2 separate regions of the Homo sapiens genome follow, and region 2 is linked to region 1. Evidence: chromatin contacts called from ENCODE Hi-C or POLR2A ChIA-PET data. All regions are on one chromosome and are shown on one strand. Each heading gives the region's core, a stretch centred on a gene start or an enhancer-like site at or near the end of the contact. The rest is flanking DNA. Distances are from core to core; before and after follow the strand shown. Region 1 holds the start of TM9SF4 (transmembrane 9 superfamily member 4). Region 2 holds the start of PXMP4 (peroxisomal membrane protein 4).

Region 1 (4,581 bases), core at 1,102-3,601:
AAATGATTAAAATAGTCAATATTTAGTTATGCATATTTTACAACAATGAAAAATATTTAGGCCGGGTCCAGTGGCTCACACCTGTAATCCCAGCCCTTTGGGAGGCCAAGGCAGGCAGATCACTCGAGGTCAGGAGTTCTAGACCAACCTGGCCAACATGGCGAAACCCCATCTCTACTAAAAATACAAAAACTCAGCCGGGCTTGGTGGCATGCACCTGTAATCCCAGCTACTCAGGAGGCTGAGGCAAGATAATTGTTCGAATCCGGGAGTCAGAGGTTACAGTGAACTGAGATTGCGCCACTGCACTCCAGCCTCGGCAACAGAGTGAGACTCCATCTCAAAAAAAATTTTTTTCAGAAAAAAAAGAGAAACTTGCCCATGTTATGGAGCTAATGAGTGGTGGAAATGCGTTCTGAACCCAGGCAGTCTAGTTCTAGGATTCTGGCATATGTCACCAAAAGAGATTGGGATATGAAAGGCCTTTAGGGAAAAATACAAAGCATGAGAAAAAAAATGGAAATACTAAAAAATAATAGGCCATTTATGGAGCTTTGCTCCTTATCAGTTATCTTTCTTCAGGCAGCTAGAAATGGTGGGAAACACTCAGGATCGAAGCTCTAGGAAAACTGGTTCCAAGTCTGGAAACTATGAGACTGCAGCAAATTCCCCCTAGTCTCTCAAGCTTCCTCCTCCTTGGGGTTAATAGCCAATCTGCCAATCTTCAGGATGGTTGTGCAGGTCACAAGAGTTAATGGGTGTGTGTTTCAATGATCTATTACTGAAATGATCTATAATAAACCACCCCACTCTAAAGCTGGGCTTAGCTGGGCAGTTCTTTTGGTCCACATGGTGTTCATGAGGTTATTCATGTAGCTGCATTCAGCTAGTAGCTCAGTGGGGGTTGGAATGTCCAAGATGACTTCAGTTACATATTATAGTGCTTAGCTGTAGTTTCTAGAATGTCTTGAGGAGTTGGCTGGGCCTCCCTCTCTCTCCAGGTGCCTTTCCAGCAGAGTAGCTACACTTCTTTATAACCAAGAAGGTAGAATCAGACGTTTTCAATCCTCTTAAGGCCTAGGCTCAGTACTGGCAGAATCACTTGTAGCACATCCTATTGGTCAAAGCAACCAACATGACCAGCCAGATTCAACAGGAGGTAAAACAGAGTCTATCTCTTGAGGAGAGAAACCGTATGCTCATCATGCAAGGACGGACAGAACTACGTGGCAGCCATCTTTGCAGAAAATCCACCACAGTGGTGCCCATAGGTGGGGATCAGAGTTCAACTGTCCCTTGCCCCCTAGAATTAGATAAAAAGAGTCTAATGAACTGTTAGCATAATGCTAAGTGCTGCAGCACACAAAATGCTCGGCAAGTGCTGATGATTATTATTAATCATTATTATTCTTTTAATAGCTTTTTTAAAACAGTCTAAGATAGCACTGGTACTGTATTCAGTTTAAAGTGATATACATGGGTCAAATGAACTTTGAGTTCTTTCCCAACCTTAATACCATGATTCTTTGAGTCTCTTTTTCACAGATTTGGAAACTGAGGCTTAGGAAGATTGCGTGACTTGTCTGGAGTCACACACTAAGCTAGTGCATGACGTCCACATTCAGAGATATCTCCCTCCACTGAATATGCTGGTTTTCACTCGTTCATTTAAAAAATAATGTATTGGGCATCTACCACAAGCCCAAAGGAGTATACATAAACATATACTGACAATTATTTATTGAATACATCCTATGTAATACTGTGTCACTGAATCCTCATCACAAGCCTATGATGAACCAACCCCCTTCCCATTTCACAGATGGGAATGAGGAAGAGCAAGGTAAAAAACGAACAAACAAAAAAACAGGGTCCACCCTCATGGGGATTACAGTCTACTAAAGAGGATATAGGATAGTCAAACAAATACTTAAAATCAAACAAATACTTAAATATATAATTACAAATTATTCTTGGAGTCGTACTGCTCTTGGAGCCCCAGTGCCCACCCTTTCCCTCAAATCAAGGTCTCAGGTAACCCTGGCAATGGGTCTTCCTGCCAGTAGTAAAGATGGCGCTGAGAGCACGAGCGCACTTTCGCACACCCCCATTACCCACAATGCAGCGGGAATAAGGGAGGCTCAGTTTCTGCCAGGAGCTAATATGGCTTCCTTAGTTACACCGTTCTCTCTCTTCACCTAATCAGCGACCTTACTTTCCCAGACCAGACTGTCGAGCAGGAGCTAAGACTCCTTTTCCCCTCTGCTGACCGCCACTACAGGAGCGGTTGAAGCCAGACGACCACCTTGTGGAGTTAAACTCCGTAACCAGGGAGCACCACTTCCGCTGACGTCATTACGGCGACACGTGGATCCAAGATGGCGACGGCGATGGTGAGTGAAGGAGACTCCGGGAGCGGGAGCTGGAGCGGGGCCCTCCGGGGTATCCCAGGATCTTCCAGCACCCCATGCCTGGCCCTGAGCCACCTCCGGGACCCCTGACTCAGGCCTGAGGGCTACCTCTGACTGGGCTTGTCTTCCCCGAAATCCACCTCCCTGGCCCTGCCCCTGCACTCAGGCTTGTGAAGGCCCCGAGTTTTGGGGGAGGCGCCGTTTCGGAGGAAGACCTCGGCTGCTGCCTTCGCCGGTTCCCATTCTACTTTTGGTCTCCGCCCACTGTGAGCCCCATTTTCCATTTCTCACCTCCCTGTCCTGACCCCTCTGAAGACCCCCTCCCGTTATTCTCATCCTTGCTCCTCCCCGTCACGTCCAGACCCTGCTCTCCCCGCCTCCCCACCATCATAACCAGTCCGCAGATGTGACCTCTCCTCTGACCACCCTCCCAGCCCAAGCGCTGCCTCAGATCCTTTTCAGAGCCCTGTCCTCACTTACACTCATAGCTGTCCCCATCGCGCACCCCCTTGACTGCCGCTACCCCAGAGCTTGCCTTCACCTACCCCACCCCCATCTTTCATCCCTAGAGGCTTCCCTGCCCTTCCTGTCTTCTCTCAGTCAACTCCCTGCCCCTCTCTTAGGGACCTTTTACCCTGTTGGTTCTCAAACTTTACTGTGCATAAGAATCTCGAGGTGTGTAGGGGGAGGCATGCTAAAAATGCAGTTTCCTGAGCAGCCCCACTCCCAGAGATTCTAATTCCATAGGGCTAGGTGATGCCCAGGAATCTGCCCTTTTATAAGCACTCTAGTGATTATATAGTGGAGGTGGTCTGTGAACTACGTTTTGAAAAACACTAATAGCCCCACCTCACTGCTCTCCTTCCCATTCCCCAACATGGCCACACAGCTCGTTAGGGATGAAGGCTCTTTATTATGAAGCTATATGTTGGGATGAAGTCTGTGTGTGGATGAGGGTGGAGGTAAAATAGCCATGCTTGGAAGTTGGGTCAGAGCTTGCGGGCTCCTGGTGCAGAACCTTGGAAGTAAATCTTTGAAGGACTGGCCCTTTTTCTAAAAGTTTAGTTCAAATTCTGCTTGTCAAGAGACCAGAACTAAAATTGAAGTCACTTAGTCCAGAATGATTTCCTGGGTCTTCCTGCATACTGCCTCCTCAGCAGATAATTTCGTCCGGGGAGTGAATGACAAGGAAGACTCAGAGAAAAGGAAATGACATTTGACTTTAGCAAAGGAAGATTCTGGCTTAAATAATTTGGTGTTGGTTTTCTCCAAACAGGGATATATTATTGACTGGTAGCAATTTTCCCTCCTTCTCTTAGCTGACTGAGAACTTACCTTTGTTTAATGAGGGATTCCTTATTTAGAACTTCAGAGGTCAGGTAAAAAGATTTCATGGCCTTACCTGGTTTCTGTGGTTTCAGACTTCAGGCTGAACCACGAGTGGGGCAAATCCTCAAAGTAGTATGTTGAAACCTACATATATGTATATATATTCTGGTACCACATTCAGAACAGAGATAGTGTAAGAACTTAAAAGGAAATCACACCCTCTCTTGCTATAAGGAAAACATTGAGTAAAGTGGTATTTACGGCACTGCACTGGGAAATCCCTGCCTTGTTCAGAGATTTTTAAGAGGTTATAAGCTAGCAATACATATATGTGGTACACATCTATTTAGTCAACAAATATTTGAGTACCAATTCTGTTCCAGGAACTAGGGATGTAGTTGTGAATTACAGGGTCAAGGTCCCTACACTTGTGGAGCCTTTCTGGTTTGAGGAGACAGGCAGTGAACAAGTAAATACGTGAACAAAATAATGTCACCAGTAGATGCTGTGAGGACAGCAAAATGAAGTGATAGTGATTAGGGGTGACTGGGTGACACAACTACTTTGGATTGAGTGGTCAGAAAGAAGTCTTCTCAGAGGAGGTGACTTGAGTTAAAACATAATTAACAAGAAGGAACCAGCCATGCAAAGAATGTTCCAAGCAAAGGAAATGGCAAGTGTAAGGGGCCGATGTGGAAGGGAGCTTGGTGTTTTTGAGGAACACACAGAAGGCTGGAGGGGCCGAAGCATGATGAGGGTTGGGGTAGGAGAGAATGATACAAGATGAAACTGGAGGGAAGCAAGAGCAACTGTTTTGAGAAGCATGCCTGGAAATGGGAAG
Region 2 (4,714 bases), core at 61-2,560, 1.6 Mb after region 1:
GTTCTCCTGCCTCAGCCTCCCATGTAGCCGGGACTACAGGCATGTGACACTACACCCGGCTAATTTTTGTATTTTTGGTAGAAACGGGGTTTTGCCATGTTGGCCAGGCTAGTCTCGAACTCCTGACCTCAGATAATCCGCCTGCCTCGGCCTCCCAAAGTGCTAGGATTACAGGTGTGAGCCACCGTGGCCAGCCTGTGCTAAGCATTTCACACATATTGACTCAATCCTGATAGTATAAGTACTAGTACCATGCCCATTTTACAGATATTGAGGCTTAGAGAGGCTAAATGACTTCCTCCAGATCACACGGGTAGGTGGGGCCAGGGTTCAAGCCAAGGCATCCACATCCTTCCCACCATCCCACGTTGCCACTAGGATGCCAATTCTGGGGGACACAAACCACTTTCTCTGGTTTGTTCTCTGCTTTGTCCCCGGTTCTGGCACTGTAGGCCCTCAATAAATGGTGGCTGTTATGCACTAGGTTTAAAGGAGACTGAGCTCCCCTCTAGGCACCAGCCAGGGCAATGACCCCAAGACCTCTCTTGCAGGTAAGATGCCAGGATAGTTGCAGCTTCTTTTACATTCATTGTCACGTCCCAGGAGCCCCCTGAGCCGAACGGGACTTAGCGCTGGAGTCCTACAGGTGAGAAGTGAGAAGCAGGATGCAAGCCCATGGGCAAGCTTCATGGGGACAGAATAGACAGGAGGCATCCGCCTGCCAGCTAGAGGCCAGAGTCCAGTTCCCCATTGTGCAGATGGGGCCGTTGAGGCCCAAAGGCACACAGAGAGGTGAGGTGAACTGAACCCAAATGAGGGGATACAGAAGCTGGCATGGGAGGAGTCAAAGCAAGAGGGCCAGGCTGCAAAGGTTGGAAGACCCAGAAAATGTGCAGTGGGAGCCCCAGTTCAGAGCTGGGAAGGCGCGCAAGCCAAAATCCAGCTCCCATTGCACAGATGGTGACCTCCGAGACTTAGAGACACACGAGGACTGCTCCAGGGCAAACAGCACCGCGGCATCGGACTTCGAACTCGCGCCTCTGACCCCAGGCAGGACATCCCTCAGCCCCAGCCCGGCCCGACGGCCCCACTCACACAGCCCCGTTCCGGAAGCCCTTAAGCACGGCCAACGCAGCGTGGTAGCGGCGCTTGCGCAGCAGTGCGTTGACGACTACGAGCAGAGCCCTTAGCTGCGGCGGGGCTGCCATAGTGCGGGCTGCGCGCAGGGTCGGGGTTAGGAACTGTAAGCGCACTGACAGCCGGAGGTTCCAGCTGCGCGCCCACAGCCCCTCGGTAGCGCCGCCGACTCGTGGCGTCTATAGGCTGTTTCTGCGTCACTCATGCATGGAAGACCAATCAGAGAGCGTACTTGTCTCATGGGACAATAGCACTCATCGAAATAGTTGTCTGACTGGAAGAGAAAGGAAAGCTTGTAGCCAATCACAGTGGGCTCCGCCCAAGGTCACACACGATTTGTCCAATCAGAAGGCACTTTCCCTTGGGCCATGTTGGGTTCACGAGTGGGTTTGGAAGGAGGCGTGTACTTGGAAGGAGGGCTCCTGAATGAGGAGTGGCCCTGCTTAGAGATGGGATGGGCGACAGGTGATGATACAGGGAGGAGCAGGGCCCCATCTTTATGCGAGATAGTTCTGACTGGGATATCCTTTACCATAGCGATCTTCCCAGAGTGTCAGTCACATGGCCCCTCAATGGCTTCCATGTACGTATGTATGTTTTGAGATGCAGCCTCGCTCTGTCACCCAGGCTGGAGTGCAGTGGCGCGATCTCGGCTCACTGCAACCTCCACCCCCCAGGGTTCAAGCAGTTCTCCTGCCTCAGCCTCCTGAGTAGCTGGGACTACAGGCACCCACCACCATGCCTGGCAAATTTTTTTGTATTTTTAGTAGAGACGGGGTTTCACCATGTTGGCCAGGCTGCTCTCCTGACCTCAGGTGATCCACCTGCCTCGGCCTTCCAAAGTGCTGGGATTACAGGCGTGAACCCAGCCGGCGTCCACTTATTCTTAGAATCCAAACTCCTCCCCAAGGCCCAAGAGAGAAGACCTCCTGTGATCTGGTCCGTGCCTCTCCCTCTGACCCCACGTTCCAGCACTTGCCACCTCACTGCTTCCCAGCCAAACAGCCTCCTTTCTGTTCCTTGGGCCAAGAACCCTTCTACCTCAGGGCCTTTGCACTTGCTGGTTCCCTGCTTGATATTCGCCATCCTGGGCTCTTCCCATGATGGGCTTCTTCTCATCCTTCAGGTTTCAGCTCAAATGCCACTTCATCAGAGAGACTTTCTGAGACATCCAATTTGAAGTAGCACTGTCCACTCTGACTCATTACCCTGGCTCTTTTTTTTTTTTTTTTTTTTTTAGACTGAGTCTCGGATCTATCACCCAGGCTGGAGCGCAGTAGTGTGATCTCAGCTCACTTCAACTTCTGCCTCCCAGGTTCAAGGGATTCTTCTGCCTCAGCCTCCTGAGGAGCTAGGACTACAGGTGCATGCCACCACGCCCGGCTAATTTTTGTATTTTTAGTAAAGACGGGGTTTCACCATATTGGCCAGGCTAGTCCAAACTCCCGACCTTGTGATCCGCCCGCCTCGGCCTCCCAAAGTGCTGGAATTACAAATGTGAGCCATCGTGCCCGGCCACCCTGGTTCTTATGTGTTTTTTTTTTTTATAGAACTTTTGACACTTTAGACTTGTTTACTATGTGTTCATTGTCCATTGCCCTTATCAAACTGTAAATTCTATGAAGGAAGAAATCTTATTTGTCTTGTTTTCTGCTGTAACCCCAACACTAGGCACATGGTGGGTACTCAACACTTGCTTGTTTAAGCAACACATAGTTTTGGGTTGTCATCTCTGAGAGCATTGATGGGTGACATTAACATATGATGTCACTATGTGGAGTTGTCACTGAATAACAGCTACACACTGAGTGGTGGCTGTGACTTGTGAGGGTGTCCCCTGGTACTTGGGCCATATGGTATTTACCAGTGATGTTATTTGCTCAGTGTCAGGGGACAATTTCAGAGGTCAATGAAGGAGGGAGTTGTGCTGGGCCTATTTTGTCACTGAAACTGGGTTGTCCGGGATTTTTCTTTTGTGATGGTAGGCTACTTTATTCAGTTCATCCTTCCTCTGAAGATAATGACTATGTTAGATAATATATTAAAATATCCTCTTAAAAACACTGAAGTTCCTTGGCTGGGCACAGTGGCTCATGCCTGTAATCCCAGCACTTTGGGAAGCCGAGGCGGGCGGATCACTTGAAGCCAGGAGTTCGAGACCACCCCTGACCAACATGGTGAAACCCCGTCTCTAAAAAATTAAAAAACAAAAACAAAAACAAAAAAACACTGAAGCTCTGCCAGGTGCGGTAGGTAGCTCACGCCTGTAATCCCGGCACTTTGGGAAGCCAAGGTGGGTGGATCTCTTGAGCCCAGGAGTTCAAGACCAGCCTGGGCAACATGGCGAAAACCCATCTCTACTAAAAATACAAAAATTAGCCAGGCCTGGTGGCACACACCTGTAGTCCCAACTACAGGTGCGGGAGGATCACCTGAGCCTGGAGAGGTCAACACTGCGGTGAGCGGTGATCACGCCACTGGACTCCAGCCTGGGTGACTGAGACCCTGTGTCAAACTGAAGTGCTTAAAAGTATGAGGAATGTGGCCGGGCACGGTGGCTCACGCCTTTAATCCCAGCACTTTGGGAGGGTGAGGTGGGTGGGTCACCTGGGGTCGGAGTTCGAGACGAGCCTGACCAACACAGAGAAATCCTGTCTCTACTAAAAATACAAAATTAGCCGGGCGTGGTGGCACGTGCCTGTAATCCCAGCTACTCAGGAGGCTGAAGCAGGAGAATCGCTTGAACCCGGGAGGCAGAGGTTGCAGTAAGCTGAGATCGCGCCGCTGCACTCCAGCCTGGGCAACCAGAGCGAAAGTCCATCTTTTTTTTTTTTTTTTTTGAGACGGAGTCTCGCTCTGTCGCCCAAGCTGGAATGCAGTGGTGCGATCTTGGCTCACTGCAAGCTCCACCTCCCGGGTTCACGCCATTCTCCTGCCTCAGCCTCCCGAGCAGCTGGGACTACAGGTGCCCACCACCACGCTGGGCTAATTTTTTGTATTTTTAGTAGAGATGGGGTTTCATCATGTTAGCCAGGATGGTCTCGATCTCCTGACCTCGTGATCCGCCCGCCTCCGCCTCCCAAAGTGCTGGGATTATAGGCGTGAGCCACCGCGCCCGGCCCGAAAGTCCATCTTAAAAAAAAAAAAAAAAGTATGAGGAATGCTCAGGCCAATTATGGAGTGAAAGCTGGTAACCAGATGCTTAACGGGAAGATTGGGATATTGGAGCACCAAGGCTACTTATGACATGAGGGCGTTTACCAATATTAAACCTGCAAGTTTCAGCTTGTCAACCACACAGGGCAAGAGGGACACAAGTGAAAATCTAGGGCCTCCCCAGGTGGGGAGCCATATAGCAGATCTCCTCACATTAAGCTGAGCCCCAAAGGGTGTTGCCCTCAAGTCTAATGTGAAATGAATCCACTGCACAACCCACACCACCAGCCCCTAGGAACTACAGAAAAGGCTGCCTTGGTGCTAAGCAGAACAGCTGAAGGAGAAGGAAAGAGGAATTTTTTTTTTAAAGCTCTTCCTTAGGAAGTTGTGATCATTGATGAGTTTTTTTGTACCCCAGGGA

Evidence for each region. Hi-C counts contacts between places; a loop is a spot of excess contacts on that map. ChIA-PET counts read pairs that join two places held with the same protein, here RNA polymerase II (POLR2A). Pooled maps may share reads with other maps.
Region 2: a loop to region 1 is called in a pooled map, with 9 times the contacts of the local background. The contact joins the promoter of PXMP4 here to the promoter of TM9SF4 in region 1. A Hi-C loop is called at or near these places in 6 of 50 pooled maps. POLR2A ChIA-PET finds 5 or more read pairs at or near these places in 3 of 52 experiments (H1, RWPE1 and naive thymus-derived CD8-positive, alpha-beta T cell).

The regions. Positions count from the first base shown.
Region 1 is chr20:32,107,363-32,111,943 of GRCh38, forward strand. It overlaps TM9SF4 (transmembrane 9 superfamily member 4), which reads left to right and starts at 2,352. Exons shown (of 18, transcript NM_014742.4): 1 at 2,352-2,393. The coding sequence starts at 2,379. RefSeq lists enhancers at 1,669-2,868, 1,871-2,615, 2,273-2,452, 2,616-3,358.
Region 2 is chr20:33,719,000-33,723,713 of GRCh38, forward strand. PXMP4 (peroxisomal membrane protein 4) reads right to left here and starts at 1,311. Exons shown (of 4, transcript NM_007238.5): 1 at 1,096-1,311. The coding sequence starts at 1,208. RefSeq lists an enhancer at 858-907.